2 separate regions of the Homo sapiens genome follow, and region 2 is linked to region 1. The links are chromatin contacts, found by Hi-C or POLR2A ChIA-PET in ENCODE. All regions are on one chromosome and are shown on one strand. The core of a region is the stretch at or near the end of the contact, and the rest is flanking DNA. Distances in the headings are between cores, read along the strand shown. Region 1 holds the start of CD1C (CD1c molecule). Region 2 holds the start of FCRL2 (Fc receptor like 2).

Evidence for each region. A loop is a pair of places that touch in the nucleus more often than their neighbours do. ChIA-PET counts read pairs that join two places held with the same protein, here RNA polymerase II (POLR2A). Pooled maps may share reads with other maps.
Region 2: a loop to region 1 is called in a map with no recorded cell type, with 7 times the contacts of the local background. The contact joins the promoter of FCRL2 here to the promoter of CD1C in region 1. A Hi-C loop is called at or near these places in 8 of 37 single-sample maps with no recorded cell type and 5 of 50 pooled maps. POLR2A ChIA-PET finds 5 or more read pairs at or near these places in 1 of 52 experiments (PC-9).

What each region holds. Positions count from the first base shown.
Region 1 is chr1:158,288,570-158,291,411 of GRCh38, forward strand. CD1C (CD1c molecule) reads left to right here and starts at 1,354. Exons shown (of 6, transcript NM_001765.3): 1 at 1,354-1,556; 2 at 2,565-2,831. The coding sequence starts at 1,496. It also overlaps a transcript of CD1B not described here.
Region 2 is chr1:157,775,694-157,778,535 of GRCh38, forward strand. FCRL2 (Fc receptor like 2) reads right to left here and starts at 1,439. Exons shown (of 12, transcript NM_030764.4): 1 at 1,350-1,439; 2 at 82-102. The coding sequence starts at 1,380.

The sequences.
Region 1 (2,842 bases), core at 104-2,603:
TTTTATCGAGATGAGGTCTAACTTTGTTGCCCAGGCTGGTCTCAAACTCCTGGGCTCAAGTGATCTTCCCACCTTGGTCTCCCAAAGTGCTGGGATTACAGGCATGAGTCATTGTGCCTAGCACAAATTCATGCCCAGATTTTAAGTGACTGCTCCAATGCATTCAGTGAATAATTAATATGATTTAAGAAACACTATAATAATAAATGTATTTCCTGGATCTCAAAAAAACTGTGTTCATGTATTTACACATATTAACCAGCCAGGGTCACTGATAAGTCACTGAATACTTCATATAAACTACTTAAATCAAACATTGACAAATGCTGCCCTTTTTATACAATGTGTTTTGGTCAGATCACAAAACAACTTAAATTTGGATTTTTGTGGTCTCCCCATGTATGAGTCCTCTTGAAAAGCTGCATGTTCTGACTATCACAATCGTATACCATTCCACACTGTACAGAATTTTCAGTATTTAGTTGAGATGCATGCTGTTCTTCCAGGACTTCAAATTATGAACTTCCCAGGGGGTTAGTCAGTCAAAATGCTGCTCTAGAGAATATAGTTCTAAGTAGATTTGTATCTGGGATTCTATACATTGAAATTAAAATCACAATGCATTTTAATTTTTTGTTTAAACATCTGCAGTTTAAAACTCTTTGATAGAAGAGATTACATTGTTAACCTCTGTGTGTTTATATGCCTAGTAAGACACTGGTATCAACCATGTACTATGTAATTTTTTAGTGAATGACTATACAGATTAAATGCAGTAGAAGGGCTTCTTTATATTTGTTATGGTCCTATGCATTCTGAATGGCTGCAATTTAATCTCTAAGGATAATGTAGAGTGGACTGTAGTTTATATAATTGTGCAGGGAAATCTTGGAAGATGTAAAAAGCAACGTCTCCAATTTATAAAAGAATCAGTGAGAATGAGGAAATAAGAAAGATGGGTGAAAAGAGGTGAAATTGGAAAGAGAAAACTTTGAGGACATTCAAAAGGGGGAAAGAAAGAATGGAGTGATGAGAAGAGGGGACACTATGGAGAGTGGAGGCAAAGTTAAGTGGAGAAACTGGAAGAACTGTGATCTATTAAAACAAGCAGGAACTGAAAAAATGACATGGTTTCTCCTTTTTATCTTACAAATGACATGCAAAATCCAGAGGGACAAAATGACCTTTCTTTCAATGCCATACACCACTTTGTCTAAGGCAGTTGAGGAAGGGAAGTAGATATAATGGAGCTTAGTGGCAGAGCAGCTGGAATCCTGAGAGAAGAGAATAACTTTAGTTCAGAGCAGGTGGGGAAATGAGAGATTGAGTAGGAGGACCAAGGTTGAGGGAAGCAGATCTTCTTAGTTGCTGTCAGCGGCTGATGGGGAAGATTGTTGGTAGAAGGAAGTCAGAATATAGGTACAGAGGGATAAGTTTGCTAAGAACAGAGATCAGCAAACAGCTTTTCTGAGAGAAAGAAACATCTGCAAATGACATGCTGTTTCTGCAGTTTCTGCTGCTAGCTCTTCTTCTCCCAGGTGGTGACAATGCAGACGGTAAGAACATCGCTGTCAGCTGCAAGGTTACATGTATCTGGGTAGAGTGTGCTGGGCTTTCCCGAGATGGATCAATAGAGATGCCAGAATGCTTGCCATCTGAGCATACCTGTCTCCAGGTCCAGTTTACTCTTTTGGAGGATGGTGGCAGAGCATGGGCTCTGTGTAAGGAAAATGTTATAGCTAAAGTAGTCATTAATGTTTCTCTGTGGTAACTGGTTCAATTTCCATTTCCTCTCCATTTTCCGTTAAAACAATCAGGGCCCAGGAAAATGATGTGGTTTCTCCTTTTTATGTTACAAATGACACGCAAGGTCCAGAGGGATGAAGCAACCTTTCAATGCCACGCACCACTTTGTCTAAGGCAGTTGAGGAAGGGAAGTAGATAAGATGGAGCTTAGTGGGAGAGCAGCTAAAATCCTAAGGGAAGAGAGTAACTTTAGTTCAGAGCAGATGGGGAAATGAGAGATTGAGTAGGAGGCCTAAGGTTAAGGGAAGCAGATTGTCTTAGTTGCTGTCAGTGGCTGATGGGGAAGATTGTCTGTTGGTAGAAGGAAGTCAGAATATAGATGTAGAGGGATAAGTTTGCTAAGAACAGAGATCAGCAAATGGCTTTTCTGAGAGAAGGAAACAACTGCAAATGACATGCTGTTTCTGTAGTTTCCGCTGCTAGTTCTTCTCCTCCCCGGTGGTGACAATGCAGATAGTATGAACATCTCTGTCAGCTGCAAGGTTACATGTATCTGGGTTGAGCATGATGGGCTTTCCCAAGATGGATCAATGAAGAAGCCAGAATGGTTGCCATTTGAGCATACCTCTCTCCAGGTCCAGTTTACTCTTTTAGAGGATGGTGGCAGAGCATGGGGCTCTGTGTAAGGAAAATGGTATAGCTAAAGTAGTCATTAATGTTTCTCTGTGGTAACTGGTTCACCTTCCATTTTCTCTCCATTTTCCTTGCCTCTCTTTTTTTTTTTTTCCTTACACTACTTGCCCTTCTTCCACCAAAAGCATCCCAGGAACACGTCTCCTTCCATGTCATCCAGATCTTCTCATTTGTCAACCAATCCTGGGCACGAGGTCAGGGCTCAGGATGGCTGGACGAGTTGCAGACTCATGGCTGGGACAGTGAATCAGGCACAATAATTTTCCTGCATAACTGGTCCAAGGGCAACTTCAGCAATGAAGAGTTGTCAGACCTAGAGTTGTTATTTCGTTTCTACCTCTTTGGATTAACTCGGGAGATTCAAGACCATGCAAGTCAAGATTACTCGAAATGTAAGTTCAAT
Region 2 (2,842 bases), core at 189-2,688, 510 kb before region 1:
GAGCCACCTCTATAGAATCCTGGGGTAGTGGGGTGACTGATATGCCAGAGACCAAGAACAACAAAGACAAGGAGGACTCACCTGCCTGTTCAGTGACTGCATCTGTGAGGAGATCAAAAGCCAGAGATTAGCACACAGCATTTGCCCTCATAATTTATAAATTTATATTACTCTGGTAAATTGCTCAAAAACTTCTTTCCATTTTCCCTTTCTTTTCTATTTCCCTAATCTCTTATTACTAACAATTCAATCTCCCTCGAGCACACATCTAACTGTCATTCATTGTAGTCAAAAGGCAAGTTGCAAACCCAATGCTTGACTAAAGGGATTGTCGAGAATACCCATGTTGGATATTTAGTGACTCTCCTTGATTTCATTTTCCTTCCACCATCCCCACCACTCTATCTCACACTCTGACTTTTCAAGTGGTAGATAGACATGACAACACGATCACAAAGGGCTCATCAGGAAACATACATTGTGAGAGTTCCAAGAAATCAACAAATCAGTCTCTTTCCTATGGCCATATTTCACGTTAGAGCCCTTTGTATTCCAATAACAAATATTTATTTAGTGCCTACACAGCATAGAGAAAGGGATCTTATTTACTCTCTCACCCAGGCTGGAGTACAATGGTGCGATCTTGGCTCACCACAACCTCCACCTCCCGGGTTCAAGCAATTCTCCTGCCTCAGCTTCCCGAGTAGCTGGAATTACAGGTGCCCACCACCACGCCTGGCTAATTTTTGTATTTTTAGTAGAGATGAGGTTTCACCATGTTGGCCGGGGTGGTCTCGAACTCTGACCTCAAGTGATCCACCAGCCTTGGACTCCCAAAGTGCTAGGATTACAGGTATGAGCCACTGCACTCACCCAGGAATCTTATTTTCTAGCAGCAGCTGTCATCTCCCTCATTGTCCACGATTAAACAGAGGAATATTAGCAAAGGGTCTCAATGCATCTGCTGAACCCAAATCTTATAGATAACAATTGAATAATCGGTGTTCATGGAGGAGAAGGGCATTGCTAAATGCTAATATTATGAACATTTTACTATGAGAACATTATATTACTCAATGAGATCTAAGATATCAAAATAGCAATTCATGACCAGCAAATGGAAAAGTGGTCCACCTTGAACATTAAGCATTGTGCTTAATGCTTAATGGATGTGCTGCAAATTCACTGTCCTCAGCCTACTTCTTTGCATCTGCCTTTGAAGCCCAAGCTGCAGGCAGGACCTGAGCATCCCCACCAGTCCCTGGGCTCCAATAAAACCTCCAACCTTTTGGGAGCAGTAGACCTCATTCAGCTGCCACCTCACTTCTCAGTCAAATTATTGAACTCACCAAAGATGACCAGCAATGACCACAGCAGCATGAGGACCTAATCCAGCTATTTGAAAAGAGATGTACTCTTGGTCACCAACTGGAGACTCTGAGCAGGCGATGAAATGTGGTTTTCAGAATAGGTTTTGTATAATTAGCAAAAAAGGAAGTAGAATAGTGCCACTATGTTTAACCATTATCTTTGTCCTGGAAGGGCTAAAACAATTATAGCTGATCCTCTCAATGCCAGAGAAATTTTGTAACTTGACCCTCATTATGATACCTAGCATTTACATATGGGTTGCAATGAGTCAGACACAGTTCTAAGTGCCTCATGCTTACAGAGTTATTTATTACCTTCAGCAAGTTTCTGAATTGGCACTATCCCCTTTCACATGAATAAGGAAATTGAGGCACTAGTAAAGGTAAGTGTCTTAGTCCATTGGGGCTGCTATAAAGAATACCTTAGACTGAGAAATTTATAAACAACATAAATTTATCACTCATAGTTCAAGAGGCTGGGAAGTTTAAGATCAAGGCACCAGTAGATTCAGTGTCTGATGAGGGCCTGTTTCTCATAGATGGTGTCCTCTATGTGTCTTCACATGATGGAAGGAGCAAACAAGCTCCCTCAAGCCTCTTTTACAAGGAGACTAATCCTTTTCATAAGAGTTCCACACTCATGACCCCTAAAAGGTCATGTAATAAAAGGTGGGTACCTTTTATTACTATTGCATTGAGGATTAAGTATCAACATAAGAATTTTGCCAGGACACAAACATTCAGATGATAGCAGCCAGTAAAATGACCAAGATCAGCTTAATCAATTTCTAGTAGTAACAGATCTGGGATTCAAACCCAGGCAGCCCAGTGTCACAGTCTGGCTCTTAAACATTGTGCCCTATTATCTTGATATATTGCTTCTCAAGGTTCATAAAATAATAAGGCCATTGTTTCAATAGCTCATATTTCTTAAGTAAAATTTTTCGTAGTCATTCGATGACTTTCTAGAATGAGATTTTACTAAACTTCAAAACACTTGCACTATATTGCTGAAAACATTGCCATCTTTCTAATCTGTAATCACAACATTGCCTATTTCTAATCTGCATTGCTTTTTGTACCCCAGGCTGATCCTAATACAGTTATCTCACACAAAGCAAAGCGCGTGTTATGTGAACACCTATTATCATGCTCACTTTGATTAGATGTAGTCCCAGTAGATGTTGTCTCATCAGTGAACCTTATGCAGGATGAAACTCTAAACCAAAAAATCACAGGTGCTTATAAATGAGGGACTGACTGAAAATATTCATAGACTCAATGTTACCTGTTCAGGTACTTAACATTTACCTGAATACTTAACATTGAATTTTTAACAATTGGATACTTAACATTTTATTCTCACTATTATCATAGTTTTACTTTGAGAAAGGCTAATATTTATATGTGATGGTCATTAAAGCCTTGCTTATAATAATGTAAAAAGAAAATACTAAAAATATATCACAAGG